2 separate regions of the Homo sapiens genome follow, and region 1 is linked to region 2. Evidence: read pairs that join two places in POLR2A ChIA-PET (ENCODE). Cell type or tissue: A673. All regions are shown on one strand. Links, peaks and the distances in the headings refer to the core of each region. The heading gives the core; the rest is flanking DNA.

Region 1 (16,943 bases), core at 3,300-11,299, 710 kb before region 2:
CTCGTCACTCCTCTCCTCCTCTCCTTTTCCCTTCCCTCCACCTTCTCCCCTCCCCTCCCCTTCCCTCATCTTCTCTCACCTCCCTTTCAAAGCTGCCCCAACTGCAAATGAATAAATCAACAACCAGCCCACCACACTCCCACACAGAACTCCTCCATCCCTCCTCCTTGTTCCACAGAGACCTGTCTCTCAGCCTGCACCCCAGGGGGACTCTTCCTTGCCTTAAGAACCTGGTGAGAAAATTCATCACTCAATACTTTACCAAAGGAAACCGAGGAAGGCTTTAGCAGGCAGGTGCAGAGGCAGCCTGGGAAACACAGGTCAGAGCCAAGGGTGGCCTGAGGTCTCTGCAGTCGGCAGGAAGGTGCAGGACGGTCACTGGCTGCCACCGGAACGCAGGCGGCCAGCAAAGGCCTCACAGGCACGGCAACACCTCTGACCCTGTTTTCTCTGCCCGGGAGTCTGTTTTTTCATCTTTTGTTTATGTGCCTGCAGCCTTTGTGTGCTTGTAGCCTCGGCAGTGTGATCAGGTTGACCTTAGAAAGAAAAATGAAAACATTCCTGGAATAAGCCGGCCAGTTACGAGGCCAACTTTCTAGCAGGGCTAAAAGTGTGCCCCAGGGCCTCTCTACCCAACCGCAGACGGCTAGTTGGATGCGTGTTCTGAGAGTCGTGGTCCTGATGGATGAGTACATCAGGTTTCTTTCTCCTGTGGGATGAGTGTTCCCAGGTCCAGGCAGTGCGGACGCATCAGACGCTGTGCGGCATTTTTACCGGAGCAGAGCGCAGGTGGCCTGCACTATGCGTTTGCTGGGGAAGGCCTGGAATCCCAGGCCAGTGTCTCAGCCACTCCCTTCATTGCCAGGAGTTGTTCTAAGCAAATCACGACTTCTATGTTTACGCCACTGAGGGAGCAGTAGAAGACAGAATGCTCGAACACGGTTCCACTTTGGAACCCGCCTCCCCTGCCATGTCGGGGATGTATTGGAAATTCATCACACAATGAAAGAACAGCGATGTGACTGCAGTGCGACACCTGCCTCTCAGGACACGGCAGACGGCGAGGTCAGCCCTGCCCAAGCTGTTTGGAATTCATTCCGCTCTGAGCTTCCTCAACTTTCACCCTGTTCTCACCTCCAGCGAAGCTGCCATTAGCTTTCCTTCTTCCCAAGCATGTTCTGTCCCTTTCTCTGGGGTTGGGAAGTAATCAGGTATTTTGGGCTTGTAAAATCTCCTGCTGGGTTGTCAGCATAGGAGCCAGAAAAATAAAAGAACATGCCGAGCAATGTGAAGAAAAAGACAAGATTTAATTACCCCTTCTGCTTGCTTATTTCAGAAGGTATTGGAAGCTAGTACCTCTGTGCATAATACGAAGCCAATTTAGTATCGTAACGTCTGCTTAAGCAAATTACAATAAGTGAAGAATATATGGCAATCAGGAATAAAATGTTCCTGGGGGCTGTCTTTGATGGACGTTTTAGAAGAATGCCACTAAAACCAAAATATATCTGAAGCCTGGTTGGCAGGCATCACGAATAATGTGGTTTGCTGGTCAGGTAAGTTCATAAATCTCCATAACCAAGATGCTCTATCCTTCCCCTTAAATTATCCCACCATAGCTATAAATCAGTAGCAACTATTGACCTGAATCAGGGAAGCACAGTTTGCAGAACCTACTTCGTTGCCAATCAAGGATGGCTGAGTCACCTTCCACACAGGGCAACAGCTTTGGGGAGCTCTTGTCTTGGACAGATCCCCATTCCTTTGGAGATGCTGTTGGTCCAGACCAGAGAAAAGTGGGTGTTTATGTAGTGTTGAAGAACACAGTAATAATTACCCTTTATTTCCTCCACACCAAGAATTCAAAAATATCTTAAATCATTTTCACTCGACATCCTCCCTGCCCCTGAACACAAAACAAAACTCTTCTAACAAAACGTAGCACTGTTTCAATGGCTAGTGTTATGGTTTGCTTCTGTGGCCCCACCCAAATTTTGTCTCAAATTGTAATCTCCACGTGTTAAAGGAGGTACCTGTAATCCTTACCTGTAGAAGGAAGGAGGTGATTGGCGGTTCCCCCATGCAGTTCTCATGATAGTGAGTGAGTTCTCATGAGATCCCTGATGGTTTTAGAAGTGTTGCAGAGTTCTTCCTTTACACACACTCTCTCTCACCATGTAAGATGCAACTGCTTCCCCTTCCACCATAATTATAAGTTTCCTGAGGCCTCTCCAGTCACGCAGAACTGCAAGTCAATTAAACATCTTTCCTTTACAAATGACCCAGTCTCGGGTATTTCTTTATAGCAGTGTGAAAACGGACTAATGCACTAGCATGAGAATAAGGACCGAGGCATATCCATTACACCGTCTAAAGGTAAAGTTTCCCCCAGAACTGTGTTCAGAACATTGCTTTTTTTGTTTCCTTTATTCCTGGTTGTTTTCTCTTTGGTCTCTAGACCCTGTAATATTTCACTGTGACTTCTATCAGTGCATTTGCAATGAAATTTTATTACAACCAAAGCATAATGTCTCCCGCCATTTGCTTCAGGAGAATTCGATTAATCATTTATTCTAAAACTGAAACTGAACATGAAACAGTGAGGATGTAGGGAAGGGATTTAGAATGAGAAGTGGCCATCGTTAAGGCCTGTGGCAGAATTGCTTCATGAAGTACACAGAATGTTTTTATTTGTATTTTTTTTTTTGTTACTTTAAGTTCTGGGATACATGTGCAGAAAGTGCAGGTTTGTTACATAGGTAAACATGTGCCATGGTGGTTTGCTTCACCTATCAACCCATCATCTAGGTTTTAAGCCCCACATGCATTAGGTATTTGTCCTAATGCTCTCCCTCCCTTTACCCCCCAGCCCCTGACAGGTCCCGGTGTATGATGTTCCCCTCCCTGTGTCCATGTGTTCTCATTGTTCAACTCCCACTTATGAGTAATAACATGCGGTATTTGGTTTTCTGTTCCTGTATTAGTTTGCTGAGGAGGATGGTTTCCAGCTTTATCCATGTCCCTGCAAAGGAAGTGAACTCATCACAGAATGTTTCTTAAAGAGCAGACTTAGAAATCAGAGAATTAGAGGAATTTAGGAGTGGGAAGGAAAAGGAATTCTCCCTAGGTACCAAATGAGAAGGGCAGAGCACGCTGGACCTGGAGCCATATTTCCCACAGTGCTAAATCCTGGATTGGGCAAAAGCAGTGGAGGAGACCTCAGGCAGAAGGTTGAAGAATGACTTAATTATAGTAAGCGGTCAGCTATAATTTGGGGACAGAACAAATGAAAACAGGTTGAAGACAGAGCCTGAAGGTTTCAGGTTAGAGATGTGTTTCAAGGCAATGTGTGGGTCGTTAGGGAGGTTGTAGAATCACATCTGACTCAATCTCTATTGGCTTCCCCCGTTTTCTGAACTGCTGTAGCACTTTCTATATGTATTGCTCTTTTTAATCATATATTCAATTTTGTCTGGCACTTAAATATTTTCGGTATGTGTTTCTCCTACTGTCATATAAAATTGGCTTGTGGCCTGGAAGAGTTATGTAATTTTTTGGACAGAGCTCAGTACCCAGTCATCCATTCCATCCTTGCTAAACCTCTGCGAAGTAAGCAGAACAGGTATTTTTATTTCCAATTTTTGGATAAAAATATATATACTGAATTGAGCCAAGTGGCCAGTAAAGAGAGAGGAGGACTTGACCAGGTCCTGGTTGCCCTAAAAAAATGCTGCATCTTCTAGTCCATGCTGCTGATCTCTTGACAAGCTTGGAGTAAATGCTTGCTGGGAATAGAATGGATCAATGCAAAAAAATTCCTACATAATACAGATTTGATGAGTGAAGACAAATTAGTTTTTTTGCTAACCCTATCGGTCTTTTAATATTTCATTTGAGATCTGAGATTTAAATATGTAATTTTTAAAATCATGCCTATTTTCTTGAGGACATCTGCCAACATTTCCTCAATTTGTAGCTCCCTTTAAAGTTCTGAAGATGGTAATTAAATATATATAATACAGAGAATAAAAATAAGAACCTAATCTGGCCCTATGAAATTAGAACTGGAAATGTTTTGTCGAGTTGATATAGCTGCCAATGAGTTATTGCTCCCTGTGGAATTTTTTAAAATTCTTTTTTAAAAATTTTAAAGTGCAATTTTAAATACCTTAGTAAATTTGCTTGTACCTCTTCCCCAGAGAGATTATAATTTAATGTAACGGCATCCACTCTCGTGACATTCTTGGGCAAAGAATATGAACGTTCTTTTTAAATATAATTGCTGTACTTTTAGGTATGAACTTTAATTCACACATTTCTTTCCCTCTAGGTTTTTTTTTTTTTATTTCAGATCCACTGCACAGTCATTTCTTCAATAACATGTACTTTTGTCATTGTCACTTTCTATTTCTTTTCTCTTAATCACTTTCGATCTTCCTTTCTTGATTCTCATCTCTGTTGTCTACCTGCTGTTGGCATCTAGACACTTCATACTGAATTCAGATTTTTCTGGCAGGTTATTCTGAGAGCTTTGCTATTTCCATAGAAACCCAACTTCAAACCAAACGTGGCTCCCAATTTTTTAATTGTTATATCCTATGAAAATCTGTTCTAATTATATTTTCATTGGCGTTCCAATTAACAACAAATATACCTGGATCAACCACATTATTCCAAGGTGAAACTACATGTTGCTGATGGCAGAGAAAAGATAAAATAAAAGGCTCCAGTTATAAGGAAAAAAGAAGACATATGCAGAAATAATTTCTGAATTTCAAATGGTGTATTTTTTTTTTTTTTTTGAGACAGAGTCTCCCTTTTTTGCCCAGGCAGCAGTGCAGTGGTGCGATCTTGGCTCACAGCAACTTCCACCTCCCAGATTCAAGCAATTCTTCTACCTCAGCCTCCTGAGCAGCTGGGACAACGGGCATGCGTCACTACGCCCGGCTAATTTTTGTATTTTTTGTAGAGACAGGTTCTTGCCATGTTGACCAGGCTGGTCTCGAACTCCTGACCTCAAGCCATCTGCCCACCTGGACCTCCCAAAGTGCTGGGATTACAAACGTGAGCCACCGCACCCAGCCAAATGGTGTAATCTTTTAAGCAATATTACATACAAGCCAGTGTCAGTGTAATAGTAGAATTATGATGTGTAGTCCAGGGAAATGGGGCTTAACCTGACTTCAATGCTATTTCATTATTATTTCTAGGCATAATTTGAAGACAATGAAGTTTGTCACCCTGTGGTTTGATTCCATTTTCACAGGCTTTCTTTTTCCATCTCATTCTGCAAACTCCTTCATATGTCCTTTGTTCTCACCCTGAAACCTGCTTTTGACAGGATATCTGTGAAGAGGACCCAGCTAATGAAACCTCTCTAATTTGTGTGCGGTCAGTGATAGTGTGCTGTCTCATTCTTCTCAGGGTCGTGAAACAGCAACATGCTTGGAGGCTTATTATAGGAAGAGTACAAATGAAAACAGATTAAAAATGTAGAAGGAAATATTTAGGTTATAGACAAAGTGCACTTCAAGGCAACAAATTTGGGTAATAATATGGATATTACCCTAGTGGATATTTAAAGCTGAAGCTGCAGATCTCACCGAAGCATCCCTCAGACATGGTGGTCATGGTGTCTATTCTCAGTGGCCATTAATTTACATTACATAGCCATCTGCCTGAAGATTTTCTGTGATATCATCTTCTAGAAGTTTTACAAGTTTTCCTTTTACATTTATGTCTATTATCCATTTTGAGTTAATTTTTGTGAATGGTGTAAGGCAGTGGTGCCCAATCTTTTGGCTTTCCTGGGCCACATTGAAAGAAGAAGAATTGCCTTGGGCCACACATAAAATACACTAACACTAAAGATAACTGATGAGCTAAAAAAAAAAACCCTCTTAATTTTTTTTTTTTTTTTTTGAGACAGAGTCTCGCTCTGTTGCCCCAGCTGGAGTTCAGTGGCATGATCTCAGCTCACTGCAACCTCCGCCTCCTGGGTTCAAGGGATTCTCCTGCCTCAGCCTCCTGAGTAGCTGGGATTACAGGCGCCCACCACCATGCCCAGCTAATTTTTGCATTTTTAGTAGAGACAGGGTTTCACCATGTTGGTCAGGCTGGTCTGGAACTCCTTACCTTGTGATCCACCCGCCTCAGCCTCCCAAAGTGCTGAGATTACAGGCGTGAGCCACCGTGCCCTGCTATAAAAATCTCTTAATGTTTTAAGAAAGTTTATGAATTCATGTTGGGCCACATTCAAAGCTGTCCTGGGCTGCATGGGGCCTGCAGGCCATGGGCTGATAGAGCTTGATGTAAGGTTGGTGTCTTGATTTGTTTTTTGAATGTGGATGTCCAGGTGTTCTGGTGTCATTTGTTGAAAAGGCCAAACTTTCTCCATTAAATTGCATTTGTTCCTTTGTGAAGGTTCAGTTGTGTGGGTGTATTTCAGGGCTCTCTCTTCTGTTCCATTAATCTAGTTGTCTGTTCTTTTTACCAATACCACACTGTCTTGATCACTGTAGTTTACAGTAAGCCTTTAACTCAGTACAGTAAGTCTTTAAGTCCTAAATATTGTTCTTCTTCAATACTGTGTTGGATATTCTGGGACTCTTGCTTTTCAATATAAACTTTAGAATCAGTTTGTTGATAGCCACAAAACAACTTGCTTGGATTTTGATAGGAATTGCATTAAATCTATCAATTAATATGGGAGGAACTGATGTCTTAACAATATTGAATATTTCTATTCATTAATATGGGATACCTTTTCCTTTATTTCACTCCTCTTTGACTACCTTCATGACAATTTATAGTTTTCTTCATTTAGATCTTATAAATATTTTGTTAGATTTATACTGAAGTATTTTTTTTTCTGGTGTTGGTAAATAGTAGCGTGGCTTTAATTTCCAATTCTAACTTTTCAGTGTTGGTATACAGAAAACAATTGATTTGATTTTTGTGTGTGTATATATATATATATATATATATATATATATATATATATATATATATATATTTCACCACTATGCCAGGCTAATTTTTGTATTTTTAGTAGAGATGGGGTTTCACCATGTTGGCTAGGCTGGTCTCAAACTCCTGACCTCAGGTGATCCACCCGCCTCAGCCTCCCAAAGTGCTGTGATTACAGGCATAAGCTACTGTGCCTAGACTGATTTTAGTATATTAATCTTGCATTCTGAAACCTTGCTGTAATCATTTATTAGTTCCACGAGGCTATTCTTATTGTTTTTGCTTTTCATTCTTTGAGATTTTTTATTGAGAAAATTGTTTCCTCTGTGAGCAAAACTATTTTATTTCTTTTTTCCAAACCTGAATATATTTTAATTCATTTTCTTGTCTTATTGCATTAGCTAGGATTTCCAGTATGATGTTAAAAAGGAGTAGTGAGCAGGGTCATTCTCGCCTTGTTCTTATCTTAGTAGGAAAGTGTTTAGTTTTATTACAAGGTTTTTAGCAGATAAAATTAATTAAGATTTATTATAAGCATTCAACTGTGCTAAGTGTTCTGGGTAATATACATTTTAGTCCTATTCTTAAACCATTTACACTTTGGCAAAAAAAATAAATAAATAAAATAGAGAATATAGCAACACATGCAATGATGTATTCTCCCTGCCCCTGCTGATACTCTTTGCTAAAACCCTATCATACTCTGATGGCAGTGATCAAAAACCCTTTGCTTTGCTCAAGCTGCCTGCTCCTCATGCCCTGTAATCCGTGAGTCTCATCACCTCAATACTTCTAAGATTTTTAACTCAATTCCTTTATCAAGTGTATCCCTAATGTTGCTGGCTTTTCTCATCTCTATTTCAGATTTCTTTTTTTTTTCTGTATCCTAATTCTCTTACTACTCACTTTCTTTTCTCTCATCTTAGAGGAAATCATCCTCCTCTTTTCTACCTATATTTTCTTTATGAAGTGTACTTCATCCTCAGAATCTTTATCCACCTATTATTCCCTTTCGTACTTTCTTTTTTCCCCATTATATCATTCCTCCCCTGTAAAAAATGAAAAAATCTTTTCCTGACTTTAGTTTTTATATCGTTCAATATAACAAGCTTTCTTCAATGTCCACCTCCACAATACATTTGGCTATTATTTTCTCACTGCAGCCACTTCTTTTATTCATAATTTGTCTCTTGATAACTAATTTTTTATCCTGTGACTCTATGAAAATCACTTATCAAATTGCACCTTCTCTTCCCCAAAGCAAGCCAGTCTCATTGTCTTTGAACTTCTGTAAATTTGACATTACTAGACATACTTTGATTCCAACATTCTTCTGGATACCTTTCCTTTTTAAGGTTTTTACTAAAATACATTTTTATGGTTCTCCTTGGCTTTTATTGCTTCCTATGGCTTTCTTTTTCCTTATTCTTAATATAGGGTTTTGCAAAATTCTGGCTTTCAGCTGCTCTTTGCTCTCCATCTCAACCTTCTTCCTTGACCTCGGGATGTCTTTCAGGCAGAAGACTTTAGTCATCTTCCCTCTGTAGACGGTTTTTTTGTTTTTTTTTTTTTGTATTTTTAGTAGAGACAGAGTTTCACCATGTTGGCCAGGCTGGTCTCGAATGCCTTACCTCAGGTGATTCGCCCTCCTCAGCCTCCCAAAGTGCTGAGATTAGAGGCGTGAGCCAGCACGACCAGCCCACAGTACCTTTGACAATTTTTAAATGCACGTTCCCAGCTCTGGGCTCTTGGACCTCAAGGTGTGCATTTCATGATCTGTTTGAGATCCACACAGTGTGACTGCTTGTACCGTAAGACTCACCACAGCCATAGCCACATTTTTCCTTCAGGGTCTCCTCCTCATCCCCCGCCCCCAATTTTCTTGCTCCTTCTAATAGTTCCTCCATTCCCTAGAATACAGGCTTAAGACTTTTATTCACCTTCGAATTCGTTCTTCCCAGTGACTTGCTGCCATGGTGAAATACTTCAGAACCTCTAATATCCCTGCAGCCTTCACATTAAAGGTAGTTTGTCTCTGATCTTTAAAACACCACAATACTAGTATTGCACTCCATATGACTTTTTCAGTAGTTTTGAAATAGAGATCTCCATTGTTATGTTACAAACTACTCTAAAATACGCACAGATTCTTAATCCTTTTTTATAACTTCAGTGTTCATTACCGAAAGCGTATGGCAGGTAATCGAAAAATATTCGCTAAATTAAATGGAATTAAATGGCCTTTGATTTCCTTTTCTTAATCATTTCCTTTTGTAACTAGAATCTCATATTAAAAGAAGAGAGCAAAATTTTTGCATTTTATCTGATTTTATATTCTCTCAAGTCTTAATTAAGGAAGCAAAATATCTTGTAATCAATTAGGAAATTAACAAAAGCTGGCAACTTGCCACTATATTTGGCAGTTTGAACTATAAGACAAAAAATTAAAAAAAAGGAAAAAGAAACAGCTCTACTATTATTAAAGCCTAAATAATGTGTTAGGGACTTAATTTAATCATGTATGTATTGTAGTGTTGCTCTGGTTGAAAAGGAAGTTTTACTCGACATTTCCTCTTTTAGTCTCCCTTGACTTTCGGCATAGATGTCTTTGGAGCTGAGCATTTTCATGCTTGTTTTCAGTGCAGTCCAATCATTGCTGAAGTAATTAGGTATAAAAAGTATTACTTCCTATTTCTTTGTGTTGGGAATAATGGATATGCTAATTACCCTGATCTGGTCTGTATGTATGATATACATTGAAAGAGCACTGTGGACCCCAATAACGTGGACAATGATTATGTGTCAATTAAAAACATTTTGAAAGTAATGTGTTTTTAAAATTATGGCATTAATATTTTTGCTCTGTGTTATCGTTGGATAAAACAACAAGATTTACAAATGTCTGTGATGGCCTAGTGTCTCGTCCAAACATTCTGGAAGACACGTTGCCCAGGGTGCTGGCTCTGCCTGGGCAGCCTGAGGACTTGTCACAGTGTCTCTGTGGGGTCAGCAGCTCAGACCCGGCCATGCATTCCTGTCCAACAGCCAAGAAAAGCTACCCAGAACCACAGATGGCCAATGCTGGCTTCCAGGGTGCCAGCCCACTGCTGAGAGAGGAGCCCTTGGGAACAAAGTTTTATAAAAATGAGCTACCTGTGAGGAGGCCCTCCATGGCTCCCACATCCAAGTTCCAAACTGGTAGCTCTCAAGCCAGGCTCAGATGTGGGTTTTGGTCTCAAATTGTTGGCTCCAAGAGCACTTTTCATATCATCGTCCCAAGCAGAATTTTATTATATTTCATCTTATATTTACTTATTTATATAGTCATCTTTATTTTAGGGAAATTAGAAGCCAAGTTCCTGGTTGAGATGGAGGATTAGTAGGATGGAGTTTTGAATGAGGGAATGGAAAAGCCTCTTTGAAGTGCGGTGGAGAAGCGGAGGCCATCCATGGGTGCTGGGAGCCAGCTGTGCTCGCAGTGCTGGGAGTTCAGCTGAGCGGAGAAGAAATTGACTGTGGGGAAGTTAGTGTGGTCTGGGCCACATGAATCTTCCTATAAGAACAAGCAAAACGGAACAGTCATTGGATTTGCCTAGGTCCGGGGCTTCTGTGTAGACGTAAATTTATACGACATTCACAGGGAGGTATTTCCTTTCTTCCTATTTTCCCATCCCACTAGTAGAAGTTATATAACCCACGGTACAGTGCTACTGGTGGGTCTGCAGAGAAACGTCATCTCTGTGTCCTGGTAACATTTTAAAAAAGAAGAGAGTATAAATGTAAAACCTTTCATTGTGCCCCCTATGTAAAGCCATGTAACCATGATTGTTATTTTTTTATATAACTTTGAGCGTAAAGCCATTTAATTTCTTGGGTTTTATGACATGAACAAAGCAGTACTCAAAATTCCCAGGCAGAATTTCAAACATAAGCTACATACCAACATTTAAAAAACCATGAAATTTCACATAAAACTATGGATTTCTGGCTTCTTTTGAGAAACTTTTGTATCTGGCACACACACTGGGGGGCTGCGTGTGGAGAGGGTTTAACCCCTCCTCACTGGACTGTCACTCACAGCCATCCTCATCACTGAGCTGAGAACAAGCTCTCCCCCCTTCATTGCACACACCGTCCACCTAAACCCATTGTCTGCATGTTCCTGTTGGCACCAAGGGTTGTGACGCCTGGTTTATGTCCTAGAAATCACCTGGGGGTTACCATGATATCTCAAGTAAAGTCTCAGTAATCAGAAGGATGGGTTTATTTTTAGGATGAGAAAAAACAATTAAATGGGGTAAACCAACTGCAGCTCATTTGGAAGAGACACCACTTATATGTCTGACTCAAAATGCAACAAATAGTTCTTACGCACAGCACATATTTACCACCAGATTTTCTCAGTTTGATATTCTTTATCTTCGAAAATATTGCAAACAGACAGTATGTCATCCCTGGGGAATAAAGATGAATCAGGTAGGGTTTCTGACTTGACTTTCATCAGATTCACTAACGACGATTTTGCATTGGAACCCTTGCTCCTGCATGGACTGTGGGAGGTCTGTTAGATTTTAGGAAAATTCTCCTCATTTCTTTGTGCATCATTTATTTTTTCCTCACCTGCAAAGCAGGAGCACATGTCTTACCAAGTGGTAGTAAGGATTGAAGATCATGTATATGTGAAGAGTCACACAGAGTCAGTGCCAAAGAAAAAACTGGTCATTTCTGCCCCTCCTGAATATTATTGTTGAGATAATTCCTGGAAAGCAGGTAATGGATCTTTATGGGAGGGGGCACTGATACATTTAGATCACCTCAAATTATTTTGAAATCTAAACACAGTGAGTAAAAGAGCACTGGTGTACAAACATATGAATTTAAAAAATACATAGATAAAGACGGTTTCACGGGGGACTGGGTTTAGGAAGATTACGGTAAAAGCAAATCAAGTGACCACAGACTTGAGCCACGGGGTGGGGGCCTGAGTGTCCTGGGGCCTCCTGGATGTGAGCTGCATCCTCTTCCCAGAATCTGGGGCAGGAATGTGTCCTCGGAAAGACTGTTGAATGAGAAGGCTGAAGGGTAGCTGGGAGTGGGGGCCAGAGAACACATGGAAATGAAGATCTCAGTGAAAAGTGTCTTTCTTCACATTTACTTTTTAAGGCTGACCTTGATTATCTTCCAGAGATATTGGCTAAAACCTTGTGATGGAGAAATATGGAATTCTTCTTACACTGGTTGCTGTACTCTTACAAACATCCTCCAAGGTAACCCTTTTGTATTTCAGCTCCCTCTTATTCCAGTTTATAGAACTGGACAGTGATAGATGGGATGGCAGAGTGACTGCGAAGGTCTCTAATCCTACAAGCGTCTCGATTTCCAAAGGGACAGGCTGCGCCTGATGGCGTGTCACGTTCCCACGCCTCTGCTCCTCCAAACGGTGCCGAGGTGCACGTCAATAACTCAATTACAAAATCTTTGGTCCTTGCTCTCTGTGAGGTCCAAAGTTTAGGAAAAACACATGTACTTTTGATATGTTTTACAAAGTTAGTTCTTTGAAAGTTGATTATGGGTAATAGGACTTAATGAGATGCCTCCTTTGGGGACCTGCATAAATAAGATCAAAGGCTCTGAGTCTGGACCGTGGTGCCCCTCCCGCAGCTGACCTAGGAGCACCAAATTCAACCTCCCAGGGCCTGCCTTAACCTCTTTGGAAGTCATTGAATCACCAGATGTGATATCATGAGTCTGGGCCCTGGGCCCACGTCCCTCACATGCAGCAGTGTCCGGAGAAAGGGCATGGGCTTTAGGGACAGCCCGGCCTGCGTTCACGTTTTGGATCTGCGACTGTGGATGGCTTTGGTTATTTTACCTCTTTTGTGAAATGTTTAACTTTCCTTCTAAAAAGTGAACTCCTTCAAGGAAGGGGCCCAGTTTTTGTATCTTTAAAGCTTTAGCTAATACAATAAACGGATGAGTTCCTGAATGATGGAGGAGTGAGCTGGGTATGGGGAGGCCAACCCTGATCGTTCCCGGCAGCCCACTGTGCAGCTGGTCACTGTGGGGATGCAGGACTCACATGCAGTCTCATTCACCTTTGCACAGACATCTTAATGCTGGCAACACCACATCTTTTACAAATCAGATTTGGTTTTAGACGGAATCAAGAACTTGCCAATAAAGGAGGTAAAGGAGGTGAAATTCAAGCCTGTGAATGTCTTGGGGGCTGGAGTTTTAGAAATGGCTGATCACGCCCAACACATAGTGACCCCTATGCTTTTCAATAATCAAAGATGAGAGAGCCTGAAAAGATCCCCAGGTTCTTGGAGGAAAATAAAAATGCTCCAAGAACGACCTAGACTGGAGCCTACAGATTAAGGTAAATTGGGGCACCTGGCCCAGTCCAAGTTGGTGAAATGAAGAAGAGAGAAGACAGATGCTGATAGCCAGATAACCGTACTGTGAATCCGCCCCCCTCAAAATAACATCAGCTTTCAATGCCTCGTCCACAGGGAGAAAGTATAGCTTTTCCTTTAGCTTGGTTTGTTATATCTGCTTTTATCTTGTCCTGTAGCAGGAATAGCATTTGTGGCTTTGCAGTAATATATTTACAATAAATGGCTCATGCCATTTTCAAATGTCTCAGCATCACAATGACATTTGGCCACCTGAAAATGACATTTATTGCTTTGTTGAGTCCAAAGTCGTGAGCCTCATCCTGATCTATTCTATGGACTTTCCGTCTTCATGAAGACTTCTGCTTTTTCTCCTCTATTGGAAATGTTTATTTTACTTCCCAGCAATAGGCAGGGAAGATCTCACTCGCAGGCTTATTTTAAGTTGCTTATTACTGTGTGTTCTGAAAGTTGTTTCCTTCCTCTTCCATGGGGCCGGCACCCACGCAGCAACATTTTACGGTTTATAGCAAGCGAGGGCACATGTACATTTTGGAACCAAACCTTTTGGAGTAAGTTTGTTTTGCTCTTGAGGCAAATTTCAAGCCGAATTTTTGTTTTCTTTTTTTTTTTTTTTTTTGGGACGGAGTCTTGCTCTGTCACCAGGCTGGAGTGCAATGGCATAATCTCTGCTCACTGAAACCTCTGCCTCCTGGGTTCAAGCGATTCTCCTGCCTCAGACTCCTGAAGAGGTGGGATTACAGGCGTGCATCACCACACCCAGCTAATTTTTGTATTTTTAGTAGAGATGGGGTTTCACCATGTTGGCCAGGATGGTCTCCATCTCTTAACCTCATGATCCGCCCGCCTTGGCCTCTCAAAGTGTTGAGATTACAGGCATGAGGCACCACGCCTGGCCTCAAGCTGAATTTTTAAAATGGCATGTATGTGAAAGCTACTTATTCATGTTGACAGTGAACACATTGCTGAAGAAAGACATTCATCTGGTACCTTGTATCATCAACACCACAACGCAAATGGTCATTTGGTCATAAAAGAAAAATTTCAAAAGTGAATCTTAAAGCACCACCTCCTGGATACAACCTTATCAGTGTAATTCCACTGTAAAACACACTTATCTCAAATGCACGACATCAAGTAATTGTTACTCAAACTGATGCAACTATGACCTGTAATGACGTGTGGTACACTGATGATGAGACTGTTGTCATTGGCATCAAAATCACGAAAATTTGTCTAAAACATTCTGAGTTGATAGATCGCTTGCTTTACCTCATCACAGAAGTATTTGTTCACGTCATTAATAATTGCTTACTAATAAGCTGAACTTCTCCCTGCTTGGGATGGGAGGTCTGCTTGGCAGAGCCGGACGCCTGAGCATGTGTCTGATTTTCCTTAAGTGATCTATGTGGTGAAGAGGGCTGTGGGGGACCATTGCAGACCCCACTGCACTAAGCCTGCTAGGTGATTTTTACCCAACAGTTCTCCTGGAGACCTGCTTAATATGTCCTTAAAGCCATTTAGTTCAGTGCCTGGGGGAGGAAAGTGGTCTTTATTCCCCAGCTCATACTTTGGGTACCTTATCCTCTCATTTTAGATTCACCCTCATCTTCACCAGCACACCCGCCCCTCACTTTGCCCTTTAGCTTCCCCAAGTTCGTGTACAGTGAAGCTGCTCCCTCCATCTTCTCAGAATCTGGACCTAGGGATTCCCGTAGTAGGTTTCTAGGAAAGGAAGACCAGGGCGCAGCACTGACAACCGGGATGGTTTTGCACGTCACCTGAGACCGTGAGAAATCATCAAGAGTCCTGCGGAGCCACCCTCAGTTGGTAGCTCATGGGCTATGAGTCTGGAAATTAAGGGAAAAAATGTTAGGACAAAAATAACAAAGCATAAGATCCTGGTGAAAATATTGAGCTTCCCAGAGGTTAAAAGCGTAGTCATTGCCACTGTGGTGAGAGAGTTATAAGGAGTGATGCTGATCGAAGTGGCCAATATTGGCGTTAATTCCCAAGTGGCTGATTCAGTTACTAGTGAAGAATCAGTTTATTCAGGTGGCCCTGTGACTTGAGGTTGGATAAGGGGCTTTTGTGTGGGGTGAGAAGCAGCAGCTAAAGCCCCTGCTGAGCACTCCATGTCTGCCACCTTATTTAATCCTGAAAACAATCCAACTTACAGATAGGCAAATGGAGAATGGCATCATTTGCCCAGCATAGCCCAAAAACTATGTAGGAGAGCCAGGCATGAAACCCAGGCATGACTTTAGAATGTGCTTCTTTCTCTTAACTATGCTGCTTCACCTGGAGTGGCGGCTGAGAAGGTTTGAGCATGGTCGCTATTAGCTAAAGAGACAGACGCTCTGGAAAGGAGCACACGATGTCATGTAATTATAAAACTAATAGGACTTGCCAGTGTTACTCATTCAATTCCCATGGCTTTTTGAAATGCATGCTTTTGCTATTCCCTATTTTATAGGTGTGAAAACTCAGGGAAGTAAATTAATCAAAGCCATGATGGGAGAGGCTCCTGCTCTGTGTGCTTGTGTGCTATGGATAGTAAGACGTGCACCATTTCCATTTTTCCAGAGAACTTCATCAGACAGAGTGGCTCGATGGTCACCAACTCCACCTCTTCATCTTTCTGAGCCCAGAGCAGTATTCAAAGGACCTCTTACAGTTAGGCATGACATAGGACTGAGGCCCTGTCTGCTTGATGTAGGGAGAAGGAATGTGTACCACTTCCAGGTTTGGGCCAACAAAACCCCCATGAGAAATGCCTCATATGCTATTCTGATCTGCTACTTTGGTGTAGTAGAGTTTGGTGAGTTGATAGCCACAAGTGGACAATGTAGAGGAAAAGAGGGAAAAAGCCTGGGTCCCTGAATCACTGCCTGGAGGGAAGCACCCTGCTAATTAAGAGCCCTTGCTTTGGACACGATATGAACAAGAAATACATTCCACAGTTGGGATCTGCTGAGATTTTGGAGTTTATTTATTATTGTGGCCATCTTCCTTTAACTAACACAGCTATACAGTCAGTCATCTGGGATTCGAACATAAGCTATCTAGATGCAGGCTTGTTCCCAACCACCTCACTGAAATAAGCAAAATGGAACAAACAGTACAGTCATGAGCTGGGTGTAAAAAAGAGAATGTAACCAGCAGACTATTGTAAAATCAAAGCATTATATTTTCTTTCAAGATTAGAAAACTTGTCACTAATAAAATAACAATAATGATTTATTCACAGTTTTAATTCTATGTGCTGAGAACTGAGCTTGACTGCGTTTGATCCCCCTAACACCATTTATAGTAAGTACCATGCTATCCCAGCTTTACAGATAAGGACACCAGTGCTTGGCAAGGCTAGGTAGTTAGGCCACGGTAATAAACTAATAGAATAAAGAGCCATTTGTAAAACCCTGATGCATTGATGGCAAATAATGTGAATACACGCAGGGACTTTCGGGGATATTTCTTTTCTTTCTTTTTTCTTTTCTTTCTTTATTATTGAGACTGAGTCTTGCTGTGTCGCCCAGGCTGGAATGCAGTGGCACA
Region 2 (16,943 bases), core at 4,216-12,215:
CTCTTTTCCATTCTAAATAATAGTGAGATAGTAGCTACTAGGGCATGGATGAGGGAGAGAAAGGAGCAGAAGTGGGCTCCCAAGTTTGAAATTCGGATGTTTTGCCAATAGAAATGGAGAATGCAGAAGGGAAAGCTGTCTGAGGAGGATGGGCAAGGGCCAGAAGAGCATGAGAATGGCATGAGGGTGACTGTTTTGTGAAATACAGTTTCACGTTAAATAAATCTAAGGTAATTTATCTCAAGCAGAAGGCCTATTAAAAAAATGCTAAAAGAACTAAAGTGCAATTATGCCAGAAGGAATCTTCAAAATCCCGGTGTGAAGGAACAGCAACAAAAATAGCAAATATCATCCAGGCTTGGTGGCTCATGCCTGTAATCCCAGCACTTTGGGAGGCTGAGGTGGGAGGAACCCAGAAGCCCAGGAGTTCGAGACCAGCCTGGTCACCATGGCAAAATCCCATGTCTACAAAAAATACAAAAAAAAAAAAAAAATAGGTGGGCATGGTGATATGTGCCTGTAGTCCCAGCTACTTGGGAGACTGAGGCAGGAGGATTCCTAGAGCCCAGGAGGTTGAAGCTGCAGTGAGCCGAGATCGCACCCCCCTGCATTCCAGCCGGGGGGACAGAGCCAGACCCTCTCTCAAACAAAACAAAACAAAACAAAACAAAACAAAACAAATAGTAAATATTTGGGTCAAAGTAATAGAATATTTTTCTACTGCTAGAAAGCTGTGAAATATACATGACCTTAGGAAACAAAAGTTCTAATCTTGTCTGGGGCAGTTTAATATAGATAGATAGATGATAGATAGATAGATAGATAGATAGATAGATAGATAGATAGATAGATAGATATAGATAGATAGATAACTGATAGATAAATAGACAGATGTAATGCACATGGCAACTGTAATAAAAAGAGGAGGCCAAATGATTCTATTTGGTTGCAAGTCTGCTATGTTGGGAGGTAAAATAATAACTGAAAGAAAATCGTGACATTAGACAGGTATATTTTTATTTCTTGATCAACCACTTAAAATAGTAAAAAGAGATATAGCTAAAACACAGCACATGTTAAATGAAATATTTAAAAGTATGTATAAAAGCAAAAAAATGAAGGCAAGTATATTACTTGATGTTGACTCTCATAGCAGAATATCACAGACTGGGTGGATTAAACAACAAAAGACATTTAGTTTCTCACTGTTCTGAGGGCCAGAAATCCATAATCCAGATACTAGCAGCTGCGGTTTCTGGCAAGCCTTCTCTTCCTTCCCTGCAGACAGACACCTTCTTGCTGTGTCCTCACATGGCTTCTTCTCTGTGTGTGCACAGAGAGACAGTGCTGGGTTTTTTTTCCTCTTCTTGCATGGATACCAGTCCTATTGGACTAGAGCCTCACCTTTATAAACTAATGTAACTTTAATTATTTCCATAAAGTCCCTAACCTTCAATATAGTAGCAATGGAAATTACAGCCTGAGTATATGAATCTGAGGAAGATTCAAACCTTCAGTCCATGATAATAAGGAAGAACCAGAGAAATAAAAAAATAAAAAATGACAATCAGAAAATAATAAAAATGTTAGAATTAAATCTAACCAAATCAGTGATTACATTAAATTTAAATAATCTAAACACACCAAATCAAAAATAAAGATTGACAAATCGAATTAAAACAAACAAACAAAAAGACTTGACTGTATGGTGGTAAGGTATCTGCAAGAAACCCACTGTAAATATAGTGATATAGATAGGTCTCAGAAATAAATTGGCACCTTTAATGTCAATTCATTTTTGACAAAGGTGCCAAAAACACACAATGGGAAAAGGACAGTATCTTCAATAAACGTTGTTTGAAAAACTGAATATTCACATGCAGAACAATAAAACTAGATCCTTATCTCACACCATATACAAAAATCAACTGAAAATGGATTAAAGATTTTAACATCAAACCTGAAACTAAAACTACTAGAAAAAAACATATTGGAAAAGCTCCATGATATTGGTCTGGGTAGAGATTTTTGAATATGACTCCAAAAGCACAGGCAACAATAGCAAAAATAAACAGATAAAATTACATCAAACTAAAAACTTCTGTACAGTGAAGAAAACAGCAAACAGAATGAAGAGATGACTTATAGAATGAGAGAAAATATTTGCAAACTCTACATGTAACAAGGGTTTAATATCAAAAATATATAAGAAATCCAAACAACTCAAGAGTGGCCCAATTAAAATTGAGCAAAGAACCTGAATATACATTTCTTCAAAGAAGAAATACAAATGGCAAACAGATATATATAAAAAAAAGCTCAACATCACTGATTACTAAAGAAATGCAAAATAAAACCACAAGACATAAAACCTCATACCTGTTTGAATGGTTATTGTCAAAAATACAAAAGATGACAAGTGTTGGCAAAGATATGGAGAAAATGGAACCCTTGTACACTGTTGGTAAGACTGTAAATTAGTACAGCCATTATGGAAAACAGTATGGAGGTTCCAGAAAAAATTAAAAATAGAACTATTATATGATCTAGCAATCCCATTGCTGGGTTTGCATATCCAAAGGAGATGAAATCAATATCTCGAAAATATAGCTGCATTACCATGTCCATTGTGGCAATATTCAGAGTAGCTAAGATACAGAATCAACCTAAGGGTTCATCAACAATAGTTGGATAAAGAAAATGTGTGATATATACACAATGAATATTATTCAGCAGTAAAACAAAGGGAAGCCTTTCATTTTTGCAACATGGAAGAAACTGGAGAACATTATGTTGGATGAAATACTCTGTACTTAAAAGTCACTAAAAGAGTAGATTTTAAATGTTCTCATCATAAAAAATGTTAATTAGCTCAATTTAACCATTCTACCATGAATTCATAGCTCAAAACATCACGTTATAAAACATAAATATATACAACTTTCATTTGTCAATAAAAAAGTAATAAATTTTAAAAATAAATAAAATGAAACTAACAAAAATAAAATATTTAGGTGTTAAAATTATGTGTGGGATTGGTATATTCAGAACAACAAAACACTGATGACAGAATAAATGAAGACCTACCTAAATGGAGAGATATACTATAGATATGAATCTGATGACCTCATTTTAGAAAGTTAATTGGCCCTAAATGGATCTAGATTTAATGCAAATACATTTAATATGATACAAAAACAATTAAAATTCCATCAGGATGCTTTTTAGATATTAAAGAGCTGATCCTCAAATTTATATAAAAAGGGAAATGAAGTAAAGTAGTTAAACTTCTTTTAAAAAAGAAGAACAAATTTGGAGGAACCACTTCACCTGATTTGAAACTTACCATAAATCGACATTATCAAAGAGAGTACTTAAAAAATAGTGGACCTCCAAAAATCCTCTCCTCCAAAATAACAGTAAGATCACTGGCAAAGAAAAAAAAAATCATTGCAATCAGCCTTTTCAGAACTGTAGAAATAAACAAAAGACTTGCAGCATTCTCCAGAGTGTTTATTCCAGAAAAAGGCTGACTCTTCATAAAAGCTTTGTGACATTTAAACTTGCCCTATTCGCATCCTCCTCTCCCTAGTTTCTTGATACTCTTGACAACCAGAAGCATAAGCAGTATGGCAGTTTTAAAAATCAGAAGCCTGGCAGTCTCTGGAAGAGGAAGACCATCTTCGGATTACCCTGAAATTCCCTATTCCAGGAGAATTGAAACCATTTGTCCTGTCTAACAGCAACCAAGAAAAGCATCTTTGTCAGGCCTTATCTTTATTTGACCTCAGAGCTCAGTTAGTGAGAAATGCCCTGTGTTATTTGAAAAAAAAAAAAAAAAAAAAGCAAAAATAAGAATAGTGCCTGAGGTAGCAATGATAATTGAGGCAAATAAGAATCTGTCCAAAAGCCTAAAAAATATATATAGGGAATTAGTTGTACCTTAAGGACTTTGAAAAGCTCTACCTCACCCTTGGAAATCTAGATTGTGCCCCTGTACAGGGCTAAGTGTGTGCCAGGAAAGACCTCAGAACACCTCAACCTCTCACTTCTGGCCGTCCTTGAGACTCCATTCAAACAAGAAATGAAGAGTGAGGCAGATTTGTGAACTGCTGGAAAGTGAAGGCATAACCCAACACATGCACCGAACTTCTCAGTAGAGGGTGAGAGACTTACTGGTTCAAGGAATTTCAGGAAATTTGTGACCTGTCATTAGCTCATCAACAAACTGAGTGGAGGCCTTAGTGATTGCACATGGCAAAGAATAGAGACTATGGAATTCGTTCTGGGAAGTCACTAAACAAACAAAGAGCGACAACAGCAATAACAAAAGAGACAATAATAAACCACAGGGAGGAAGGGAAAATCCTGTTGATAGATTTGTTGAACAATATTTAAAATTCTAGTTTTCAACAAAAAATTATAAGACATTTAACAAAGGAAGGTACAGCTGATTTATAATACCCTCTATCCAAATCAGCAGAATGCATTCTTCTTAAGTACATGTAAACATTATCCAGGATAGACAATATGGTAAGCATAAATTATACATCGGTAAGTTTAAAAGGATCAAAACCATTCAAAGTTTATTCTACAATCAAAATGAAATACAATTAAAAATCAATAACAGAAATAAATCAGAAAAATTTATAAATTTGCAGTGTGCAGAGATTAACACATTCCTAAATAATTAATACATCAAAGAAGAAATCCCAAGGGAAGCTATGAAATATATTGAGATTCATGAAAACAAAAACACAATATACCACAGCATATGGAATGTAGTGAAAACAGTACTCAGTGGAATATATATTGCTGTTATGCCAATATTTTAAAAAGAAAAATAAAACATCAATAACAACGTTCCACCTTAAGAAACTAGAAAAGGAAGACTAAACTAAACCCAACCCATGCAAAATAAAGGAAATGAGAACCATTAAAGTGAAAATAAATAAAACAAGTAATAGCAATCAAATAGAGGTAACCAACAAAGCCAAAAACTTTTGAAGTCAACAAAATGTATTAACCTTTATCTAAATTGGCCAAAACTATCTTTATAAAGAATAAATTTGGAATACTGACATTTCTCAATTTCAAAACTTATTAAGAGACCACAGTAATGAAGACAGGCTGGGCATACAGAGCAATGTATTAGAATTAAAAGTCTAGAAATAACCCTTTGCATTTATGGTAAAGTGACTATTTTTACAAGGGTAACAGGACAAGTCGAGGGTAAAGAACAGCATTTTCAACAAATGATGTGAAAAAAATCCTTCAATTGTGAATGGGTAAACAAACTGGTTAATGTATACAATAGAATAGGTACAATTCAGCAACAAAAAGGAATAGACTACTAAGATATTCATCAACTTGGTTGGATTTCAAATGCATTATGTCAATGGAAAGAAGCCAGATCTAAAAGGCTACATGCTATATAACTCTATTCATATGTCATTCTGGAAAAGACAAAATTATAGGGACAAATGGGCATGTGGTTTGACTACAAATGTCAGTACTAGAAGATTGTATGGGGGTAAGGAACTCTTTTTTATCTTGATTATGGTGGTGATTACATGACTATGCATCAGGATTTATCAAATTAGACACAAAAGAAAAGTGAATTGTACTGTCCATAAATTTAAAATTGCATTAAAATAATATAAAATACTAAAAAATTGATCATTTAACTATGGTCATTCAGGAAAAAAAACCTGACTTTTAATGTGATAGAATTCTTGATTATTTTACATATAATTTGCCACAATTACCTTTTATATGATTTCTCAAAGAGAAAGGATGTATTCACGTTGAAAGATTCATTAAAGATAAATGATCATCTTAGAAAACAACTACTTTAAATCAGTATATGTCTGGAATAATGTGACCCCTTTATGTCTTCTATATATTCTATAATATTTTTATCTATGTACATATTCTGGTTTCCATTTTGGGGAATCTGAATCAATAGATGTGCAGAACAATATCCCATCCTAATTGATAGTTTGAATAAGTAACTAAGTCATGGATTTTGAAGCCACTTCAAGGGAAGTAACTTGTTTAATGGACCACTCTTAGTGATATCGAGAATCAACTCCATCTTCTGTTAATGGATTTCATATTAATATTTCATTTCTACAACAGCTTAAAATTATTGCCTTTGTTGCCCAAATGCCAATTAAGTGCTTCCTGCATTTAAATCAAGACCAAGCCCACCAAGAAGCTGACAACTGAAATTTCATGGGGCGGGAGAGGGATAGAGGGATAGAAGCAGAATAGATTTTCTTTTTTTTTTTTTTTTTTTTTGAGACAGAGTTTCACTCTCGTTGCCCAGGCTGGAGTAGAATGGTGCAATCTCAGCTCACTGCAACCTCCGCCACCTGGGTTCAAGTGATTCTCCTGCCTCAGCCTCCCGAAGAGCTGGGATTACAGGCACCCACCACCATGCCCAGCTAATTTTGTATTTTTAGTAGAGATGGGGTTTCTCCATGTTGGTCAGGCTAGTCTCGAACTCCTGACCTCAGGTGATCCACCCGAGACAGCCTCCCAAAGTGCTGGGATTACAGGTGTGAGCCACCGCTCCCAGCCAAATAGATTTTACTCATGGTATCATGAACACAGCCCACTTCTCACACAGCCAAGTCTCCTGGTTTATGTAATTGACTAAGTTTTAGAAGCAACAGAAGGATACTTTGTGAGCAAATCCCAAGTTGAGTTAAGGATAATGGTATTTATCTGTTTCTTAAATTTCTCTATATTGATCATAAATTGCTTCAGTAACTTTCCTAAATTTATATTTGTCAGGTGTCTTGTTTGCCTGAATTTGAGAAGTATTTACCCAACTGTTACAGACCCCAAAGGCCATGGTTTACGAAGCATGACTTACAACAAATTTACTTCCAGTTCAGCCTCAATTTCGAATTTTAATATACTATTTACGATTAGTATTAGATGTATCTTTAGTAAAATAAGGAGGATTTCAGATTTTAAAATTTTGAGATTAACAATTTAAAAAGGACAAAGGAGAAAAGTCACTGCTGAGTGTTTTTACAAATGCTCGTCTAAACAGTTCCTGTTATTTCCCTTGTCCATTTTGAATCATATCCTGTGATTCAAGTTCAGGCATAATAGTTTTGCACAGCTCTTATGCCATTGAGAATCGCCATGTAATGCTGTTTTTACAGCACTGCAAGCAGTCTGAAGTAACACAGACATCTGCATCTACAGCAAGTTGAGGAATACCTGTGAATGCTGCCAAGCCTCCTGTAGAATAGATTAAGGGTGTATACTTTCAAGAGGCAGTTAGAGCACAATTGGCAAGCATGAGGCAGTACACTGGGAGGAAGCTGAGATTATGCACAGTTGCACACAATGATTCATAAACAGTATGTGAGGCTCAGTTGGCATGGTCTTCTGGCTATAGCAAGCCATGCTCTTCAAAGCTTATCTGTGGTCAATCTCTGATATAGACTGACCAAACTATTTCCTGCAAATTTTGCCATGAACCACAGGGTGAAGATGAATAAGCAATAAAGAGCTTGGAAAGCTTACTCAGGTGTCTCCATAGAAATAGTCTAAAAGGATCTAGAAACTAAAGGAATATTGTTTTATCACTACCAATGATAAAACTGAGTATGTAAAAATGAAAGGTTTAAAAACCATTGAAACCATTAGGTAAATTTGATCACCAACTAAGAGGCTACAGTAATGAAGACAGAATAGATTTTTTTTTTTTTTTTTTTTTTGAGACGGAGTTTCACTCTTGTTGCCCAGGCTGGAGTACAATGGTGCAATCTCAGCTCACTGCAACCTCTGCCACCTGGGTTCAAGTGATTCTCCTGCCTCAGCCTCCGGAGTAGCTGGGATTACAGGCACAAATTTGGTGATTTGGTAATTATTATTCAGTTTTTAGATGTAAGAATAGTGTTGTGCTTCTATTTTGTAAGATTTCTAATCTGTATAAATGAGTAATGATTGTAGTTACTCTGATTTCTGGAATTTTCTTCAAAATAATCCATTAGATGGAGAAGAGGAGGAGGGGACGACAGATGGGCCTGAGTTGACATTGTCCAAGTTATGTCATAGACGCATGAAGGTCCATGATCCTTGATATTCTACTTCGTATAGCTTTAAAATTTCCCACAGTAATAAGTTAAATATGCTTTTAGAAAAAAACTTTATTACTTGTCTAAGGAATCTTTTGATTTTTTTGATTTATATGGGTCTTGACATGAGATTGGGAAAGCCGAGCTCACATTATTTATTGTTTTTGTTTTGTTTTTTGTCTTTTTATTTTATTTTTTAAATTATTTATTTATTTATTTATTTATTTATTTTGAGACGGAGTCTCGCTCTGTCACCCAGGCTGGAGTGCAGTGGTGCCATCTCGGCTCACTGCAGCTTCTGCCTCCCGGGTTCAAGCGATTCTTCTGCTTCAGTCTCCAAAACAGCTGGAACTAAAGGGGTGCACTGCCATGCTCGGCTAATTTTTTTGTATTTTTAGTAGAGATGGGGTTTCGCCATGTTGGCCACGCTGGCCTTGAACTCCTGACCTCAGGTGATCCGCTCGCCTTGGCCTCCCAAAATGCTGGGATTACAGGCGTGAGCCACCATGCCTGGCCACATTACTTATTGTTAAAGGGGCTTTTAGTTTTCTTTTTTATTGTTTTTTGTTTGTTTGTTTGTTGTTTTGATGGTAAGGCCAATTTAATTTGTTGAGGACACATGAACCCATAAAGGGGAACGGCACACACTGGGGCTTATTGGAGGGTGGAGGGTGGGAGGAGGGAAAGGATCAGGAAAAACAATGAATGAGTACTAGGCTTAATACTTAGGTGATGAAATAATCTGTACAACAAACCCCCATGGCACAAGTTTACCTGTGTAACAAACCTGCACGTGTACACCTGAACTTAAATGTTAAAACAATTTTTTTGAGTTTGTTTTTCTCAAAACTTTTGCCAATTCTCTTTCCTGTCCACATGTTTCTCCCTTGTCATCTGCTTCCTTTCCATCCTTCTCCTTACCCTTCTGTAATCTCATGTTCTATCCAACATGTTCGGTTGTTTTCAAGGGGACGGTCGGTCCAAGACCCAGCCTGTGGCACCACTGGACACAGAAGTCTTCCTCAGCTGCTCTGCATTGAACGATCACTGTGGGATAATGTCATCAAAATAGACAAAGGGTTAGTGAGCATGTAGAAGAAACGTTAAAAAGTAGAAAGCTATAAAGTTCCAGGAAGGGAAACATTAACATTCTCCTTAGACCTACTTAGAATCTCATTAAATAAGTCCAAATCACAGATTAAGGACACTGCTTTTGATAACCCATTTCCAAAGAGCTCAGCGATTTAAAATAAATTAGAACACTCATCTCTTCAATCTCCTTTATTGAAGGGCACATTCAAAGTTTCTTCATTGTTTTTTACAGTGCCATACAGAACAGAGCTTTCAGATGGTTTAGGAATTAAGGAGGAGGAAAACATCAGTGTTGGCCAGGGCTGGCCCAATCTGTAGTGTCCCTTGGAAACCTCTCCAGTAAACAAGGTTTGAGTTCAAACCCCATGTTAGCTATTTAGTGATGTGTAAACTTTGATCCATGGTTCAACATCTCTGAATACTGTTTTCTCAAAAGGAAATTAGAAAGAAAAGGAATATCTTATCTATAAATTGTCTTAAGAATTCAATTGAATAAGAAAATGTAAATAAAGTATCTACCATTCTAACTGAAATGTTAAATATTAATTCACTATTAGATATTCATTAACCACTATCATTATATGATTCCTAACTACATCCACATAGAACAGGATATAAAAAATGGGAAGGGATTAAATACTATACTTCTGGGATTCTGAAAAATAAGCTGGATATCGATTTACCCTCATTTCCTTTTTTTCTCTAAAGATGGTCTGGAGAATCTCACTTCCTACTTCTCAGGAAGCTAAATGGGAATTCCAGCATTCTGAGGTGAGGGTTTCCTCAACTAGCCCACCATGGAGAAGGTGATACAGGACTGAGTGGAAGAAAGGCCACTGACTCGGAATACTGGGAGACTTGTCAAGTCATCTAGCACGTCTGACTGTCAATCCATACATAAAACAGGTAGAGTAATGTCTTTTCTGAGTACTTGGAATTGCCAATGTAACAGTCAACTTGGTTATTAAATGAACTCAATTTGAAAAAATATATAAAACACTGTAGAGCCATGCAGCATGCAATTTTAACTTATATTATGGGCTGTTGCCTTCTGATATACTTAGTTCTCTAAAGAAAATAATACAAACGTGTACATCATACATAAGCAAACAAAAGCAAACTACTGACACTATCCTAGCTGATCCCAGAGGTGGGGGAGAAACCCTTCTGCTGGTGGTTGGAGCAGGAAGCAGGATTCACCTATTACCTTGTTCAAGGAAAGTGTTTATTGCCTTCTGAACAATGACAGTAATTAGTGACAAAATTCACCTTCTTCCTTGAGTTACAGCCTTTGCCCCTCTGACTGAAGAAAAAGCCCTGAAAGCAATTCCCAAATAGGGCTTGTACGACACATGAGGCAACTGGTAAGAAACACATGTTCTGACCCAAAGCTGACATGTATTACAATTTAAATAATGACATAATGCCTTTGACTTGAAAGAGTTGTGTCCTTGGAACTTAGAATCTATTTCTTAATGATCAAATGGGTGAATACTTATTACAGTAAGAGCCAAAAAGGGGTAGATTTTTCCTCAATAAAATATTGCTACATGGCTAAAAAATGTCATCCTTTTCTTGTTGATTGACAGAAATTAATGAATGGGATTTCCTCTTGCTTTAGAAAGACAGGAGCAATTAAAACGGCCACGTGCAAAAAAGTTTAGCCGCGTAAATGGCCTCAGTTTGTATTATGTTGATTTCACTGTCTTCTCATAATTGAGCAAGCACGTTAACAATGTTTACCAAATGCTTACTGTCTTCTAATAATTGAGCAAGCACGTTAACAATGTTTACAAAATGCAACTTTTAAAGAGCCCCCCTGAACATCAGCTCCTGAGTCCCTGCCTCTGTGGGCTCAGCCGTCTCATTTTTCCTCACTCTTGATCAGGACTGGGAGGACTTTCAGATTTTACTCCTGTGTCAGGTCTGGTCTTGATTGTCCCACTGTAGTCTCAAACCCCAATAGACTTGGAGACAAATGCCCAAGGTCACAGACAGGTTTCTCCAGCCACAATACCAAGAAATGGGCCTCCGACACACCTGCTTCCCTGCTGTGCCTTCACTTCACAGCAGGGTAGTATCCCACCCTGAGCACCAACCTGCTTAGAAATGGTTTTGGCACTATGCCTCAAATTTTACCTGTGTCAGAAGCCCTACTTGGAATTGTAAGGGAATTATATAGTATTTCCTGCTCTGTGCCCCTTGCCAAGGCAGGTAAAACAAAGGCAGGGTCACTGTGCTCCAGAGATTGATGGAAGAATCAAATAACATTTCCTGAAAAATAGATCAAGTTGACAGAGCCATCTGGACCGGGGAGTCAGGAAGGAAGTCATCTAGAGAAAGGTGTGCTCCCGGGAACCAGCAGCAGCCATCCACAGTGCAGGCTGTTACTGGGACGCTAGGGGGCGACTGTGATGGTGACGACATTCATGTCAAAGATGAGTGGTGGGAATTGGAAGAACACTGGGACCAGGACAAGGGGTCAGTTTGAGTCTTGTAGACACAACTGCAGAAACACTGCAAATGATTAGTCAACAACTAATGGGTTAAAGGTGATACTGAAAGAATGGATGCACCAAAAACTGGAAGGGAGATTAAGAACAGGACCACCTAATTTCAATAGAAGTTTCTGATTTTTCATAAAAATTACTGATTGTGCAGATATGTGCTGAAATAATAAAGGGTACATTTAAGAAATGTGATTGAGAACAGACTTTCATGAAGTGGCCAGATTTGATGAGGTATAAACAGGGAAGGTTAACCAGCAACACCCCCAATTCACTATGGCTACAGTTTGATGGTAATGGAGGGTCCACTGATTACAGTGAGGAGAGGTAGGATTTGAGGAAATGACAACACCTTCATTTCTGAGTATAATGCTCTTTCTCTGCAGGACATGGCAGGCCAAGTACAGTGTGCTATAGGACCTCAGATCCTGTAAGCAGTAGAATGTAGAGGGTCCATCTGTAACTCCAGGCAGAGGCTTGACTTCTGCAAAGTCTCCTTGCTATAGTTGAGTTTGTCCCCTGTCAAATTCCATGTTGAAATGTGATTCCCAATGTGAATGTGGTGGTGCTGGAGGTGGGGACTAGTGGGAGGTGTTTGGGTCGTGGGTTTGGATCGCTCATGAATGGCTTGGTGTCCTTCCTGCAATAGTGAGTTCTTGCTCTTTTGAGACTGGATTCCCGTGACAGTGGGTTGTTACAAAGTGAGCCTCCTTCACTTGTTCAGTCCTCTGTTTGAACGTGTCAGCTTCCCCTTGGCCTTCTCCAGGTTATGACACAGTGTGAAAGCCCTTGTCAGAAGCCAGGGCCATGCTCTTGAACTTCCCAGGCTACAAAACTGTGAGCTAAATGAACTTCTCTTATTTATAAATGGCTCACTATCAGGTGTTCCATTATAGCAACACTAAGTGGACTATGACACCCCCTAGCCTCCTGGTGGAGGGAAAGGCAGTCGGTGCCCCCACCATCCCTGGGACCCTCCTACCTGACACAGGCACCAGCTGCATGGATCACCAAACTTCCCTCACACTGCCTTGGGAAACTGAGGAAGCAAAGGAAAGTTCACCCATTCAATCAGTCTCTTATAATCTTATCGCGCATAGAAATCACTCTGCATATATTTATTGTGGTAATAAAAAAAAAAACCTAGTCCCCAAATGTTGAATGCAAATATGAATTTTGGTCTACTCTTGCTCACTGGAACTTAAAAGGTTGAAATATCCAAATTGAAATATCCAAAGAAAATAGATTATAAAAATAGACTGAGAAATCAGATCTAGCAGTTCACAATTTATCGACATAGACATGAGCACTGAAACTATGACAGCAGGGGGTAGACAAAGGAAATGATTTGACCAAAGGTGCATTTTAACTTAACAGCAAAGGATGTGGCACAATGCACTCAAGTTGAGGCCAAAACTCAAATTTTAGCATTATCCTCAAACTTTCTTTTACAATTTTCCTAGATTATTTGTGTTGCTTAGACATTTCTCTTTAATACTACATTATCTCTGAGTACAGTCTTTATTTGGGTAATAGATGATAGGACCAATTTTGAGTGAAGACTCAAAAAATATAAAATTCACATTAATGCAGTAAACCAAATTACCTCCAAGTAGATAGATAAGGAATACGATGATGATTTAAATATGGTTTACTGAAATGAAAAATCTTGTCATTTTATAAGCCTGTCAGCATACTGTCTAATGATAGGATAAAGCAAATATTATTTTCCATGGCATAGTTGAATAATTTGGAAAAAAGAGATGTGAGTTAAATATGACCAGAACATTTAACTCTGCTAGCTTGATTTGAGAGATGGAAATACCAGACTGTCAAATAGAAACCCCATCCTTCTGCTTTATCACTAACACAATCATCAGAACCTTAGAAAAATGTGCTTGGAATTATTGTTTGGGAGCATTCAGTTATAACACTTTCAAATCAAACAACTTTTATCAATATTGCTTAGCAGTAGTTATCATCGCTAATTTTACCAACAAAGTAACTGAGGCATAAAACGGCTTTCTGGAGGTCATAGAAGAAGTTGATGTCATAACTCACGAGACCATGTAAAAGCTACATGGGGAGAGAAGAACTTTAAAATAAATAGTTTAAAAGGCAGTTTTGCTTCTGTTAGAATCTGATCAGTCTTTTTCTGTAAAAAGCATTTCTAAACAATCAGATACTCATTTTTTAAAAACATGTTTATCAGTTTTGTTTTGAACCTCTTAGAAAAATATGAGAACATAACTAAATATAAGTTGAAATGTCCTCAGGTCAGTATTTCAATGGAACTGCTCTACACCAAGCTCTAAACTGGAGGTGGGGCTTTAAAAGAGTAAATAAGGTACAGATATGATTTCCGTGTTTGCATTTCTGTAAGTCTAGCAAGAGAAGTTAGACGAGTAAATAGATTGTCCCAAAACAGTATGGTAATTGAAGTTATGGCCCTGGTACCCACAATAGTTCATCAAGGATATGCAAGGAAGAGACTTTAATGGCAATAGGAACCCTCCCTAGAGGAAGTCAACTCCGAGCTACATTTTGGGACATGAATAAAAATCAGCCAGGCAAGGAAGGCATAGTTAATAGCATGAACAAAAAACAAAACAGAAAAGCAAGGAGCAGGCGTGTGGGCATGGGTATGGAAGGCCAGGCTATGCTATTAGAACATAAACTCTGAGGCTGGACAGCTTGGCCGAGGCCAGAAGCAGAATGAACTCTTGTGATTACCCTCTGAATACATCTATGCTGCTATTGATTCTGCACCTCGTTCATTATTGAGAGACAGTAAAAGGGAACTTGCTTTACAGATTTTTAATTCAAGATTTCCTTTCCTTTGGAGTTTTAAGTTTGGAAGCATATGCACCTCTGTACCAGGGGAAGAAAGAGAGAGTGCTGGTCAACCTGCCTATGAGTATTGCGTGTGTCTATAGAACAGCTTGCTGAGGAGGGGCTTTAAAGAGACTGATGCTCATGGGGATAAGAGGAACAGACATTACTTAGGCCCCTTCCTCTCTGCAGGCCTGGAAGCATTTAACACGTGGTCAGCCTCAGCAAGAACCAAGCATATTCTTACTGGGATTGCAGGGACGCAGTTGATAACATAAGCTCAGCCCTTGATCTGATTGAGAAATTGAAAAAAAATAAGAGCAAGGCTGATGAGAGACCAAAATATGACCCTTAATAAGGCTGCTAGTGGAGGATGTGACTTATCTTGGGTGAGTGGACTCCCTGGTATGGAAGTGCCTTCACACCCAATCGGAGCCAGGCTGGTCTGGGGTAGGCCTCCCCATGAGGCGGTGCTCCTGTAAAACTGGAAACTCTTATGTCCTGGACCCGCTTAGATAAATAGGTGCTTTTTGCAGGCCGGTAGTTCCACATAAAAAAACCAGGAAGAGAGCTGGCTGCATGAGGTCACTTTTTTCCTCTGCATTTATCCACAACAGCAATTTCTGCACCTCAGCAGGCCTTGGCCAGAAGGGATGGTCTCATGGACACTGGCCAGTGTGGTCACCCAGGCCCTGTGCTCAGGAAGTCCCCACACTTAGGGCATCAGGGTCTGCAGGTATTGTGTTGAATTTTGTGATAATTTCATGTTGGAACTTTTGTTTTGTAAGGGCAGTTCCATGGACACTGGAGCATGTCCTGGGCTCAGAGCCTCAGCTCACATGTGGTAACCACTCCTGCTACCTTCCTGCCTCCTGGAATGGGCTCTCAGGTGCCCATACACAAGCACCCTGATCCCCAAGGCCCACTCTCAAAGTGTCCCATCCCCCAGTGACTGATGCAATCTCCTGGCCATGGCATCTCTGGTGGGGCATGGCAATGTGAGTCCCTTCCCTGGATGGGGTTTGCTAGGGTGTGTTTTGGGATCAAGCATATAGGAATGATCCTCTAATCATCCTGAGCCCCAGCCCTCTTACGAATCTTTGAAGGGTGCTTGTCATTGTGGCTTGGGGTGATGCCCATAGGAATGGGGGGGCATGTGGCTCTACTCCCCTGGGCCCTTTGGCGATGTTGCCCATGAGCCCTTGCCCTCCACTGTGCCCTCACAAACCCCAGCCAAGAACACCTTAGGAAGACAAATTTAAGGCTCTCCTCCCATTTCCTCGCTTGCCACCCTGAAATCATTAAACTCGTTCTTTGCTGCAGTCCTTGCTGTCTCAGTGTTGGACTGTTACTGCATGCACACCTACTGGTTCTATGACAGAGCCAGAGATGATCATGAGATTCTGACTTCTCTGGAAATATGAAGAAATTCAGGAAATAGCAGTGAACTGTCTACCCGACCTGAACTTAAGGGTTAAGCCAATTTTTCTAGGCTATTGTTGATGTTTGGATTGCAGATAAAGTGAAATATATCCAGCAGATGCATATTGCTATTCAAGTGGGGAATCAAGAAGAGCTGATCAATCTTTAAGTTGTGACATGAACGGGCCCACTAGTGGGGAGCCACACGGGCTTTGGACTAGCCTCTGCTCTTCCTGTGTGAGCCATTTGGGAGGTATCTGCTGAGGTCCCCAGTGAGACTTGCATCTGCTGGGCCCAGCACCCTTGTTTTCCTCAGTCCCCACCCCAGCCTGTGCTGAGTGTTGGTGTCCTGTGCTCAGCGTTCTGCTCTTGCAGCCTGGCACATCTCAGTTAGGTGCCTCATCCTGTGGAAAAGGCTCCATCAGCTTAAGTGACCTCCCAAATTGGAAATTTCATTTGGCCAATACTGATGGGTGGCAGCCCAGGTCACAAGACTTAGAGCCTAATGCAGCAAGGCCCAGTCCAATCAGTTAACTGCCAAGGAGACCCATAGCTCTTGTCCCCAAAGCTTGCAGCCACATGTCCTGGCCAAGCCAAAACACCTCCCTCTCTTTCTTTTGTGTCTAGAATCTGATGTCTTCTTTATTTCTAAAAGCTCTTTGCCAGTGCACTCAGATTTTGTAGCATGGAATTGAAATTGCATAAATCAGGGAGACCTGAAACAGCACCAGCTCTTCTGAAGCACAGTGTAACACAGAGAGCAGAGCACAGCCCCTGGTGAGCATCCAGCTCCTGGGAGAAAGGAAAGGACTCTCACTTCTCTCCTCTTCTTTCCTGAAGGTGGAAGGGGCAGGGCGGGGAGATGAGGGTTGCAGTTGTGAAATGTTTTGCATCAACTCCCCAGCCATGGTGCCCAGGTACATGGTTAAATGACATTCTGCATTTGCCTGTGAAGGCGTTTTCACATGAGACTCACATTAAAGTTGGT

What was found. Peaks named below come from ENCODE experiments on the same cell type or tissue, not always from the same donor. Only the 100,000 strongest peaks of a DNase experiment are listed, where the experiment ranks them.
Region 1: POLR2A ChIA-PET joins it to region 2 with 16 read pairs; 2 of 35 experiments call an interaction of 5 or more read pairs at or near these places.

What each region holds. Positions count from the first base shown.
Region 1 is chr10:3,992,458-4,009,400 of GRCh38, forward strand. No RefSeq gene overlaps it. Among named protein-coding and RNA genes, the nearest start is that of MIR6078, 9.8 kb to the left of the region's middle. RefSeq lists enhancers at 73-573, 574-1,074. In A673, for the core only: no CTCF peak of the experiment used is centred there; no DNase peak of the experiment used is centred there; H3K27me3 peaks cover 434 bases.
Region 2 is chr10:4,696,996-4,713,938 of GRCh38, forward strand. LOC105376375 (a long non-coding RNA gene) reads right to left here. Exons shown (of 3, transcript XR_930599.2): 3 at 9,034-9,149. LOC107984197 (a long non-coding RNA gene) reads left to right here and starts at 9,073. Exons shown (of 3, transcript XR_001747339.1): 1 at 9,073-9,181; 2 at 9,903-10,100. In A673, for the core only: CTCF peaks have their summits at 11,596 (motif pointing right) and 11,795; no DNase peak of the experiment used is centred there.